3 separate regions of the Homo sapiens genome follow, and regions 2 and 3 are each linked to region 1. A link is a contact called in ENCODE Hi-C or POLR2A ChIA-PET data. All regions are on one chromosome and are shown on one strand. The core of a region is the stretch at or near the end of the contact, and the rest is flanking DNA. Distances in the headings are between cores, read along the strand shown.

Region 1 (4,220 bases), core at 732-3,231:
AGAGTTTCGCTCTTGTCGCCCAGGCTGGAGTGCACTGGCACGATGTCCGCTCACTGCAACCTCCGCCTCCCGGGCTCGAGCTATTCTCCTGCCTCAGCCTCCTGAGTAGGTGGGATTACAGGCGCCCACCACTATGCCCAGCTTTTTGTATTTTTAGTAGAGACAAGGTTTCACCATGTTGGCCAGACTGGTCTCAAACTCCCGACCTCGGGTGATCTGCCCGCCTTGGCCTCCCAAAGTGCTGGGATTACAGGCGTGAGCCACCACGCCTGGCCCCACTTAAAAAAAAAAAAAAAAGACGGAGTTTCGCTCTTGTTGCCTAGGCTGGAGTGCAATCCCACGATCTCGGCTCACCACAACCTCCGTCTCCTGAGTTCAAGCGATTCTCCTGCTTCAGCCTCCTGAGTAGCTGGGATTACAGGCATGCACCACCACACCTGGCTAATTTTTGTATTTTTAGTAGAGACAGGGTTTTACCATGTTGGTCAGGCTGGTCTCAAACTGCTGACCTCAGGTGATCTGCCCGCCTCGGCCTCCCAAAGTGCTGGGATTACAGGCGTGAGCCAAGGCACCCAGCCCTAATTTTTGTATTTTTAGTAGAGACAGGGTTTCACCATGTTGGCCAGACTGGTCTCCAACTCCTTATCTCGTGATCTGCCTGCCTTGCCTTGAGCCACTGCGCCCAGCCCACAAGTGCACTTTTAATGTTATGGACTCTACTATTTTTTATGACTTCCAGAATATGCTATAACTTACACCCCATAGTTTAATATTCCCAATTGAACATTTTCTTCCAATATCTGTATTAAGAAAACTGCAAGGGGTGTCTTTGTCACACTTAGTGAGGATTTCCGCAGGCTAGAGTCCTACAAGGGGAATTGCTGGGGCAGAATGTTAACTAGTTAGGTATGAGCAGAACAGGAGAGCGCTCCCCACCCCACACATACCAGGACTATTGGGTGACAATCAAACGATGGTCAGGCGGTTCTTAACTGTTTCTCTAACGTTCACCGGGGCCAGCGAAAGGCAGTCTCCTAATAGAAAACACCTGAAACTGATCAGTAGCTTCCCAGTAAGATCTCAGGAGTGGGGAGAAGCAATGCAAGTTCCCCAAAGTATGCCAACATATAAAACTTCAAGTCAACAGGTCAAGCTGCGCACTTGGTTTCTCAAGTCGCCTGCTTGGCAGTCTTCCAAGTTGTACTTTCCTCCTTTTCTTTCCGTCCCGTTCTAAAGCTTTTTGATAAACTTTTACTTCTATTCTGAAACTTGTCTAGGTCTATCCTGCCTTATGCCCTTCGTGGAATTATTTCTTCTGAGGAGGCAAGAACTAAGGTTACTGCTGACCCCTACCTATACAGGGGGTAACTGCCACCGCTAACAAGAAGGGGAGAATCAGCTTTTCTTTCTTTTTTTGAGACAGTAAAAGTCTGCTGTGTCGCGCGGCTGGAGTGCAGCTGCACGATCTCGGCTTACTGTAACCTCCGTCTCCCGGGTTCAAGCGATTCTCCTGCCTCAGCCTCCCGAGTAGCTGGGACTACAGGCGCGCGCCACCACGCCCGGCTAATTTTTGTATTTTTAGTAGAGAAGGGGGTTTCACCATGTTGCCCAGGCTGGTCTCGAACTGCTAACCTCAAGTGATCTGCCCTCCTCGGCCTCCCAAAATGCTGGGATAAAGACATGCGCCACCGCGCCCGGCCGAGAATCAGCTTTTCTCTCACATCTGATCTTTCCGTGTGTTAAGGCAGAAGCAAGGCACGGTGGGCTGAGACTCACACGCCCCCTCTTTCCTCCCCGGCCTAACGCACTCTTCTTTCTGTCCCACCACGTGCTGTGTTCGCGAGTCCCCATCACTCCTGCATCCAAACCGACTAGATTTTTGTTTCCATTTCCCTCCCGGAAAAGGCGGGACAGCGAAGACTGGCGTTTCCGCCGCTGAGGGGCTGAGGCCGGGAGGGCGCAGCGTAGCCGTCCCGAGCTGATGACGTCAAACGCCGTGTGCTCACCCACGTGTGGTGCCCCTCTCCCGGTGTAGGCGCTGGAGCTGAGGACGCCTTTCCTGCGGGCGTAGTTGCTGGCTGCTCGGGCACTGGGACCTCGGCGGCTTGGGGACGCTGGCCGCGAAGTAGGGAGCGCAGGTGGCCGCTCGGGGTGAGGGCCCTGGGTCATGGAGCACTTCTTGCTGGAGGTGGCAGCCGCGCCGCTGCGGTTAATCGCAGCCAAGAACGAGAAGAGCCGCAGTGAGTTGGGCAGGTTCTTGGCCAAGCAGGTAAGACGTGAAGGGAGAGGGAAAGCGCCGGAACGACTGGGTCGCCCCACTAGTAAGCTTCCTGCGCTCCCCCGCCGATACTCGCCGCTTTAAGTGGGGAGTGGTGCAGCCTCAGGTCAAGCTGGCCCCCTCCTGTGGGCTGGCGCAGGTCGTGGAGGTTTCCGAGCGTGTTTGAGGCGATTGGAAGGAGTCTTTTGTTTTTATCTGGGGGAGCCTTCCAGTACCCTTCCCATCGCCTCTCACCCCTATGCAAGCGCTTTGGCTGCTTGTGGCAGAGGTGGCCTTCCCAAAGGAATGTGGTTTGTTTTTCTGAAATTGAGGTTGCGTTTCTGCCGTTTTGACAAGTGTACGTATCACCTAAGTGTGCGTAGTGCAGCCACTCCTGTTAGTTTGGGGAACCATCGACAAATACTGATTGCATTCCTGCTGTGCGTAAGGAACGGTGTGGCGCTGTGAGAAAGTGGATAGATAAATTCGTTACGATCTCTGCCATGAGGGAAATTTGCATCTGTTTTTGGAGACAGTTCGTAAACACTTACAACAGCTGAAGTACAGAGCAAGACAGCTCATACTCACTGTAACTAACTATACAAATTATAAGGTTAATTAGAGTTTTCTGGGAAATAGGTCTTCGGGCTTTTAAGAACCTTCTCATTGACTCCTTCTATCTGAGTTGAAGACACTTTTTTTTTTTTTTTGAGACGGAGTCTCGCTGTGTCGCCAGGCTGGAGTGCAGTGGCGCGATCTCGGCTTACTGCACCCTCCGCCTCCCGGGTTCAGGCGATTCTCCTGCCTCACCCTCTCAGTAGCTGGGATTACAGGCGAGCGCCACCATGCCTAGCTACTTTTTGTATTTTTAGTAGAGACGGGGTTTCACCATGTTGGCCAGGATGGTCTCGATCTCTTGACCTCGTGATCCACCCGCCTCAGCCTCCCAAAGTGCTGGGATTACAGGCGTGAGCCACGGGACAGGTGAGTGTGGTCCCAGGTACTTGGGTCCCAGGTGTGGCTAATTAAAAAAAAAATTTTTTTTTTGTAGTTGTAAGGTCCCCCTTTGTTGCCCCGACTGGTCTGGAACCCCTGGGCTCAAGTGATCATCCCGCCTTGGCCTCCCAAAGTGCAGGGATTGTAGGAGTGAGCCACCGTGTCCGGCCTAAATTTTTTTTTTTTTTTTTTTTTTTTTTTGAGACGGAGGCACGCTCTGTCGTCCAGACTGGAGTGCAATGGCCCACCCTCTCAGCTCACTGCAACCTCCGCCTCTCGAGTTCAAGCGATTCTTCTGTCTCAACCTCCCGAGTAACTGGGATTACAGGCGTGCGCCACCATGCCTGGCTAATATTTTGTATTTTTAGTAGAGACAGGGTTTCACTGTGTGGGTCAGGCTGGTCTCAAACCCCTGATCTCAGGTGATCCACCCGCCTTGGCCTCCTAAAGTGCTGGGATTACAGGCATGAGCCACAGCGCCCTGCCCTGAAGTATTTTTTTTGATGTATCTCAAGCCCAATTGTTCTGGGGAGTGGGGCCAATTTTGCTCCCAGGGACAAATCTGGAGACCTTTATGGTTATCACAACTATTCATTATGGGGGTGCTACTAGCATCTAGTGCATCAAGGCCAGGGACGCTGCTAAGCATTCTGTTATGTATGGGACAACCCCTTACAACAGTTATCCGTCGTAAATGGCAGTGGTGCAAAATTAAGAAAGAAACCCTGCCCCAGACTGGTTGTTTACTTTCTGCTCAGGGCTTGCTATTTCAGCAACACTAAACTGCCTGCAATGACCACAGGTTGTTACCCTCTACTATTGTTGACTGGAGTCACCTCCCGTTGTTAATGTCTGTTGTTATTGTCTGGGCCATTCCTTGCTGTTACTTGCCTCATTGACTTTGCATTTCCTTTCCTTAGAAGGCTACATCTCTCTTCTATGCCCTGCTCAGTTAACTTGTTTGTTC
Region 2 (4,060 bases), core at 1,343-3,842, 520 kb after region 1:
AAACTTTGCTGAAGTTGTTTATCACCTGAAGGAGCTTTTGGGCCAAAACTATGGGGTTTTCTAGATACAGAATCACATCATCTGCAAACAAGAATAGTTTGACTTCCTCTCTTCCTATTTGGATGCCCTTCATTTTGTTCTTTCTTGATTGCCCTGGCCAGGACTTACAATACTATGTTGAATAGGAGTGGTGAGAGAGGGCACCCTTGTCTTGTGCTGGTTTTCAAGGGGAATGTTTCCAGCATTTGCCCATTTAGTATGACGTTGGCTATGGGTTTGTCACATATGTATTGAAGTGTGTTTCTTTAATACCTAGTTTATTAAGAGTTTTTAATAAGGAGTGTTGAATTTTATCGAAAGCCTCTTGTGCATCCATTGAGATAATAATGTGGCTTTTGTCTTTAGTTTTATGTGATGAATCACATTTATTGATTTGCGTATGTTAAACCAAACTTGCATCCTGGGATTGAAGCCTACTTGATTGTGGTGGATTCACTTTTTGGTGGGCTGCTGGATTTGGTTTGCAAATATTTTGTTGAGGATTGTTTGCCTCAATGTTCATCAAGGATATTGGCCTAAAGCTTTCTTTTGTGTGTGTGTGTGTTTCTGCCAGGTTTTGGTATCAGGATGATGCTGGCCTCATAGAATGAACTGGGGAGGAGTCCCGCCTCCTCAATTTTTTGGAATAGTTTTAGTAGGAATGGTACCAGTTCTTTGTACATCTGGTAGAATTTGGCTGTGAATATATCAGGTCCTGGGCCTTTTTTTTTTTTTTTTTTTTTGGTTGGTACGCTATTTATTATTGATTCAACTTCAACTTCGGAGCTCATTATTGGTCTATTCAAGGAATCAATTTCTTCCTGGTTCACTATTTGGTTTGGGGTGTGTATGTGTCCAGGAATTTATCCATCTCTTCTAGGTTTTCTAGTTTGTGTACACAGAGTTGTTCATGGTAGTCTCTGATGGTTATTTGTATTTCTGTGGGGTCAGTGGTAACATCCCCTTTGTCATTTCTTTTTGTTTTTTTTTGCGACAGAGTCTCACTCTATCACCCGGGTGGCGCAATCTCCACTCACTGCAACCTGCGTCTCCTTGGTTCAAGTGATTCTTGTGCCCTAGCCTCCTGAGTAGCTGGGACTACAGGTGTGTGCCACCATGCCCAGCTAATTTTTGTATTTTTAGTAGAAATGGGGTTTCACCATGTTGGCTAGGCTGGTCTCAAACTCATGACCTCAAGCAATCTGCCCACCTCAGCTTCCCAAAGTGCTGGGATTACAGGTGTGAGCCACTGCACCTAGCCCCCTTTCTCATTTCTAATTGTGTTTATTTTGATCTTCTCCCTTTTCTTCTTTATTAGTCTAGCTAGCAGCCAATCCAACCATTTTCATCCAATTATAGCCTTTACCAAGGTAGAATGTTGTCCTGCCCAGGAGGGCATCCACTTTCAGAAGGCTCCAGAAGAACCTGGTCCTCAGGTCAGTCTACCTGTGAGGATCTGGCGTGTGTGTGGAGGGTCCTTCAGCCCTCCTTCTCCCCTGGGCCAAGAAGTAGAATGGAGAAAAGGTACCTAACAGGTAGATCTTGCAGGGAGTAATAGCCCAAATCATCTCACTCAATGCATTGAAGAGCCGATGGAAAATAGTTTCTTGCTTGTCTTCACAGTCACTTATATAAGAAGAACCTTGATGTGACCAAGATCCGGAAGGGAAAGCCTCAGCAGCTTCTCAGAGTGGACGAGCACGACTTCAGCATGAGACCCGCCTTCGGAGGTAGGACTGTTCTTCCTTGATGCCAGGTGGGAGGTTGGCCCCAGGGATGTGATGTGCTGCCCTCTCTGGCTCCCTCTGGCACAGCGCTTCCTCAGATGGTGCAATTTTCCCACTCACATAAATCTGACTCCATTTCCTGAGTCCCTAATTTTCCCAAGGAGAAAAGAGCAGGAAGTAGTGGAGAGGGCCGTTGACTAAAGAGGGCCCACCAGTGACTAAGCCATTTACATTCACAAAGGAGACAGGCCCTGCAGCTGCCAACTTTTTTGTCCTACAAATATAAGAGCAGGCAAGGAGAATCAGGACACAAAATAGCTCCTCTGTCATTTTTATAGAGGAAGAGGCCCATGAAGGCAGAGGTGCCCAGGATCCTCAAAAGTCCTAGTGTGGCCCTCCCTCTGCACTATTTTGGCATGTGTGTGTGTCTGGGTGTGAGTGGAATTCTGAACAAGGCATTGCAACTTTGTTGCCATGACTACCTGGGAGTTTGCTGTTTTGATGGAGTCACCTGTTTTCCAGTGCAGCAACAAGAGCTTAACTCATTACAAAGATTTCTTGCACACCTGCCCCCAAAGGTGCTCTGTTAGTCTTGGGGTCAGGGAGGGGAGGCATGGCCAGTGGGTGTCCTTCCCAGGAACTAGAGAAATGCTATGGAGAAGGTGGACAGTGTCTTAGTCAGTTCTGGCTTTCACACAAAACACCATAGATTGGGCAGTTTATAGACAATGGAAACGTATTTCTCATGTTTCCAGGGGCCGGAAGTAAGATCAAGGTGCCAACAGTTTCCATGTGTGCTGAGGGCCCACTTTCTGTTCATAGACGGTGCCTTCTCACTGTAACCTCACATAGTGGGTGGGGCAAGGCAGCTCTCTAGGGCCTCTTTTCTAAGAGCACTAATCCCACTGGTGAGGGCTCCACCCTCAGGATCTCATCACCTTCCAAAGGCCCACTTCCTAGTACCATCCCATTGCGGGTTAGGATTGCAACATACACATTTGTCAGGGACATAAACATTCAGGCCATAGCAGCTGGGAAAGGAATCAGTCATCTGCTCTGACTAGGCAGAGAGTGGGGTAAGAATAGCAGAATGTATGAGATCCCTGGGCCAACTTTCCTCTCCTCTTGGGGAAACTGAGGCACCAAGAATTTCAGTTGATGAACCTTGGCCAAGACAGACCCAGGCGGGCTGGCTTCCCTTTTTCCTTTTTCTCTGCCCTTGATCCTCTAGTAGGTCCTATCATTCTGGGGCAGTAAAAAGGAGTAGCTGTGACCTCCAGGCAGGTCACCAATCCTTTGAGCCTCCATTTGTTTGTTTATAAAATGGGGAGAGTAATCCCCACATATGGGGTTGTTGTCCAGATTAAACAAGATAATGTATGTAAAACCCCTGACAGACATTTGTTCCTGTCCCCTCTGAAAAACCCAGCTGCCAGACCTTCCTCTTGTGTGACTGTTAAGGGATTAAGAAATTAATTTATCCCAGAAGCCTATGCATTTTAAAAGGCCTCAAAGCCTCCCACTAAATTCCCTGAGCTCTGACACCTGCTAAGCAGAAGGAGAAAAGCAGGTGGCAGATTACAGGCCTGTGACTCATCTCCCTTCCAACCGCAACCTGATTGACGCCCACGGAAGGTCAAGAAGAGGCCACCATATTTCTGGTAGCTCTTGGGTTTCCTCGGGGATTCGTCATGGGCAAGCCTGCCAAGGAATTTTACGAAAATAAAGTTATACTAATAAGCAGCTTTAAAATAGCTACATCTGCTCCAGGAAGTCTAAGCAAGGCGTCCCCAAAAGCAAGAAGCTCCACTTTTCTTGCACAGCAACAGTTAAGAGCATAGAGGCGTACAGTGGCTAGGAAACACAATAACCAACAATAACATGCATGACAACTACCACTTTTTTTTTCGAGACGGAGTTTCACTTTGTCACCTAGGCTGGAGTGCAGAGGCGCAATCTCAGCTCACTGCAACCTCTGCCTCTCAGGTTCAAGCGATTCTCCTCCCTCAGCCTCCTGAATAGCTGGGATTGCAGGCATGCACCACCATGCCTAATTCTTTTGTATTTTTAGTAGAGACAGGGTTTCACCATGTTGGCCAGGCTGGTCTTGAACTCCTGACCTCAAGTGATCCACCCACCTCAGCCTCCCAAAGTGCTGGGATTACAGGCGTGTGCCACTGTGCCCAGCCACAACTACCACTTTCATAGGGATTTTTTTTTATGCCAGGCACCATTCTAATCAAGGTACATATATATATGTAATCTTATTTTAATCCTCTCATCAGTTCTACAAA
Region 3 (4,295 bases), core at 145-2,644, 530 kb before region 1:
AGGGGGATTTGTGATTATTGGATGGGGAGAGAGGTACTGGGGATGCCAGCCAGTTTTCATTATTTCAGCTTTTTTCTCCCTTACCAAATATTTGCTACAGTGTTTGATTTGTATTTTTCAACAAGCCAGATATCTCCTTCTTAATAGTACCTAACGTTACCTTTCTCAATTGCTACCATAGTTAGAACTAATCAGCCACAAAGTCTTTAAATTGTCAACCTCAGCCAACAGACAGTATTTCAACCATATGGGAAAAAGTGGGCAGTCATGACTCAGGCTAAGTGATTCTGCTTTTCTGAATGGAAAAAACGTTCCACGTTTTGATCTTGGCCAAGAATGTTACTGAATGCAACTCTGAGGTCTGTAAATAAACTTTTTTTGTGTGGTAATGCAATGTTTCCTATTGCATCAGTATATGCCATGTCAAAGAGGCAAATGTCAAACTCTCGGCTGATCAATATAAAGCTATTTTCCAACTTGTTTTTCAGGATCTTTTAAATTTCACTTTGTATGATTTCACAACCTTACTATTCAAATAATATTTTAAAATTTCAACATGTTAAATCTTTGTACAAAATCCAAAATGAAGTATATTCTTATATAAAAACTTAAATTCCTGCACAGTCAAAAATGGTTTATTGTTGCTTTCTATAAGCCTTAGATACATCTTAGCTGTGTTTTATTATCAGAGGGCCCCTGGTACCTCTTAACCACGAATGAAGTTAAAACAGTTAAACTGTTTACCCCACTAACGCCCCCATCACCACACAGTAGCAGAGAAGTGTCTTCCAACTTCATGAACTGAGGAAAGAGGGAGGTATGTTTTGATAACAAGGAGAGAAGTCCAACACCAGACTAGGTCAGTGCTAAAGAGATCGGCCTGATTAGGTGCTGCAGTGACAGGCTCTGAGCAAACCAGCAGAAACAGAAAGACAGTCAGAAGAGATGACAAGGAAGGTTGGATCTGATATGAGGAATGAGGTCTACTAAACATTACCTTTGCCTCCAGCAGCCCACATGTTACATGTGTAAGGGAAATCCTAGTGGGTGCCAATCAGACTCGATCAGCCTGACAGCTGGAGATGGTGATATTCCTCCTCAAAGCATCTATTTGCATCCACTGATGTATGCAGAACTTTGGGGGCCTTACAGGAAAAATACGTGAACCTTGTTGTATTAGTCTGTTCTCACACTGCTATAAAGAACTACCTGAGCTGGGTAATTTATGAAGGAAAGAGGTTTAATTGACTCACAGTTCCTCAGGCTGTACAGAAAGCATAAAGCATGGTTGGGAGGCCTCAAAAAACTTACAATTACGGCAGAAGGGTGAAGAGGAAGCAAGTATGTCGTCATCTGGTGGCAGAGGAGAGGGAGGGAGGGAGGAAGAGAGAGAGAGTGAGAGAGAGAGCACAAAGAGGGAAGTGCCACACGTGTTTAAACCAACAGATCTCATGAGAACTCACTCACTATCACAAGAACAACAAGGGGGAAATCTGCCCCCATGATCCAATCACCTCCCAGCAGGTCCCTCTTCCAACACTGGGAATCACAATTCAACATGACATTTGGTTGGAGACACAGAGCCAAACCATATCACTTGTCCATTTCAAGCAAATACAGATACATTTATTCCCCAAATATTTATTGAGTTCTTACTGCTGTGCCAGACACTATAGAAGGTGCTAGGAAGACTGAGAAGACAAGGACCCTGCCCTCAAGGAACTTACAATCTTAGTGGAAGAGACAGCAATAAATAGAATAACAAATACATAAGATAATTAATATTGTGATAACTACAATGAAGGGAAAAAACAAGGGTGAGGCCACTTCAGACTGGGTGTTCAAGGATTGCCTTAGAAGAGGGTAATATCTGAGCTTAATCTTCAAGGATGAGAAAGGGCCAGCCAGTCTCCCCTAGAAGGTCAAGCATTCCAGAGGTGGGAGAACAGAAGGCAGAGTAGCTGAAGCTGGTGAGGTGGGTTTGTGGAGCTGGCAGAAGCTAAGTCTTGCAGGGCCTCACAGACCATGTTAAGGAGGGGATCAGAAGCCGCTGAAAAGTTTTAATCAGGGAAAGACATGATATGATTTACACTTCTGAAAGATCATTCTGGCTGCTGTAAGGAGAATGCAGGTAAAAGTGGAAGTAGATTAGTTAGGAAGCCAAAGTGATAGTCCAAATAAGTGATGATGATGGCTCAGACCAAGAAAGTGGTTCTCAAAGTGGGGCCCCTGGACCAGCAGCAGCAGCATCCAGCAACTTATTATAAACGCAAATTCTCAGGCCCTACCCCAGACCCACTGAATCAGAAACTCTGAGAGAGACCAGGCACAATGGCTGGCACCTGTAATCCCAAAACTTTAGGAAGCCAAGGCAGGAGGATCACTTGAGCCCAAGAGTTCAAGACCAGCCTGGGCAACATACTGAGACCCCATCTAGACAAAAATAAGTGTGATGGTTCACACCTGTAGTCCCAGCTACTCAGGAGGCTGAGACAGGAGGATTGCTTTACTCTGGGAGGTCAAGGTGGCAGTGATCCGTGATCTTGCAAATGCACTCTAGCCTTATTTTTAGAGACAGAGCCAGACCTTGTCTCTAAAAATAAGTTTTAAGAAAGAAACTCTGAGGATGAGAGCCAGAGATAGGTATATTAACAACTCCTCCAGTTGATTATCATGTACCCTAAAGCTTGAGAACTTCTGGACTAGGGGTATGGAAATAGAGAAGGGCAGAAGTGAACTGTGGTGGAAGTAAATGTTGATGGTTGAACTTGGTAATGTGTTGAATATGAAGGATGAGCTCACTATCAAAGCCAGAACTAAGGACTCCAGCTTAACCAGCAATGAGAGCAAGAGGCTAACTCAGAATAACAGTGCAGGCATATGAGTCCCTGTCTTGGACTCTTTGAAAGATGAGGAAGAAGCATGATGGAAGTTTGCCTTCACTGTCCAGCATCTGGCCGCTCTTCCTTATTCAGAATATCACCAAGAGTGTAGGTCCTAGTGGGAGACACAGCCCCATCTGTCCCTCTGTAAAAGTTAAAAGGGGCTGAGTTAAACAATAAAAGAGTTAAAATGTCCCCCATTTATTTATTTATTTTCTTTTAGAGACAGTGTCTTGCTCTGCTGCCCAGTCTTGAATGCAGTGGTGCTATCAAAGCTCACTGCACCCTCAAACTCCTGGGCTCAAGCAATCCTCTCCCACCTCAGCCTTATAAGTAGCTAGGTGTACAGGTGCACACTGCCTCACTTGGCTAATTTTTAAAATGGTGATGAGGTCTCACTACATTGCCCAAGCTGGTCTTGAACTCCTGGGCTCAACGGATCCTCCTTCTGTAGCCTCCCAAAGTGCTGGGATTACAGGCATGAGCCAGGACACCCAACCTTGATTTCCCTCCTGTAATTCACTACAATCCAGGGCTTACGAAGATGACCTAGACTCAGTCAATCAGATGCCCACGTAAGACTTTGGCTCTGGAAGGAGTTTATTCATGGCTATGACAGTGGAGTCAAGGGTTCATTGGGAAGGATGGATGACATGAACTTGGCTGTTATTTTCCCAGCCAGTTTTCCCACACTTCCCATCCATGTATGAGCAATTAGATATGCTTCTGATAGACTCCTTTTCTGCCAATTTACTAGATTTTTCATCCAAGCTCTCTGGTCAAAAGAAGAACTCTATGGAGACTATGTGTACATGGGAGCTCAGAGTTCTTAATATCTGGGTGCTAATTTTTATGTGGTGGTATTTTCACTCACAGGCTGCAGCAGCCAGAGACATTTGGGTTGCAGGTAGCTAAAGACCACAGCTTCTGGCAGTTGCTTCCCTGGACACAGTCAACCGGCAACCGAGACTTTAAATAACAGAGATTTCCTTTTCTTTCCAAAGCCTTTTGACCTTATCTCCTCATATTCGAGCCTATTGCCCATGATACTGGTCACATTGTAATGGTCTCCCCATAATCTCTGGCCTCCTCCACTGCAGAGGGTGATCCTAGAGCATGGCCCTGACCATGCCATGCCCTTAGCAAGCACCATTCACACAATGTTCAGAATAAAATCCAAACTATTTAGTTTGGTATTCAAAGTCCTACACAATTTCATTTCTACCTATTTTCCCTAACATACCTTTCTGTACTTTCCAACACACAGCTTATGCTTAAAATAGTTTGGTCTATTCACTGTGCCCTGGGCATGTGTCATGTATTCCTATTCTCCTCTCCTCCCCTCTTTCTCTCCAAATCCTTCCCACCCCTCAAGACCCATGTCCATCCCCACCTCTCTTGGGCAATACTTCT

Evidence for each region. Hi-C counts contacts between places; a loop is a spot of excess contacts on that map. ChIA-PET counts read pairs that join two places held with the same protein, here RNA polymerase II (POLR2A). Pooled maps may share reads with other maps.
Region 2: a loop to region 1 is called in a pooled map, with 4 times the contacts of the local background. The contact joins the enhancer-like site here to the promoter of MDN1 in region 1. A Hi-C loop is called at or near these places in 2 of 37 single-sample maps with no recorded cell type and 9 of 50 pooled maps. POLR2A ChIA-PET finds 5 or more read pairs at or near these places in 1 of 52 experiments (activated CD4-positive, alpha-beta memory T cell).
Region 3: a pooled map shows a loop between it and region 1 (3-fold over the local background). The contact joins the enhancer-like site here to the promoter of MDN1 in region 1. A Hi-C loop is called at or near these places in 2 of 37 single-sample maps with no recorded cell type and 9 of 50 pooled maps. POLR2A ChIA-PET finds 5 or more read pairs at or near these places in 1 of 52 experiments (MCF 10A).

The regions. Positions count from the first base shown.
Region 1 is chr6:89,817,555-89,821,774 of GRCh38, reverse strand. It overlaps MDN1 (midasin AAA ATPase 1), which reads left to right and starts at 1,981. Exons shown (of 102, transcript NM_014611.3): 1 at 1,981-2,269. The coding sequence starts at 2,168. RefSeq lists enhancers at 1,044-1,663, 1,664-2,283, 1,938-2,327, 2,904-3,523, 3,524-4,143 and 1 more.
Region 2 is chr6:89,297,468-89,301,527 of GRCh38, reverse strand. GABRR2 (gamma-aminobutyric acid type A receptor subunit rho2) reads left to right here. Exons shown (of 9, transcript NM_002043.5): 2 at 1,663-1,769. Among named protein-coding and RNA genes, the nearest start is that of GABRR2, 16 kb to the left of the region's middle. RefSeq lists enhancers at 2,809-2,878, 3,305-3,614, 3,000-4,060. Within about 2 kb of position 2,592, at least 17 of the 41 ENCODE cell types and tissues checked have a DNase peak (open chromatin) inside an H3K27ac peak, as active enhancers do.
Region 3 is chr6:90,347,955-90,352,249 of GRCh38, reverse strand. The region is part of intron 5 of LOC105377891 (a long non-coding RNA gene); the gene reads right to left. Among named protein-coding and RNA genes, the nearest start is that of MIR4464, 37 kb to the right of the region's middle. Within about 2 kb of position 1,394, at least 4 of the 41 ENCODE cell types and tissues checked have a DNase peak (open chromatin) inside an H3K27ac peak, as active enhancers do.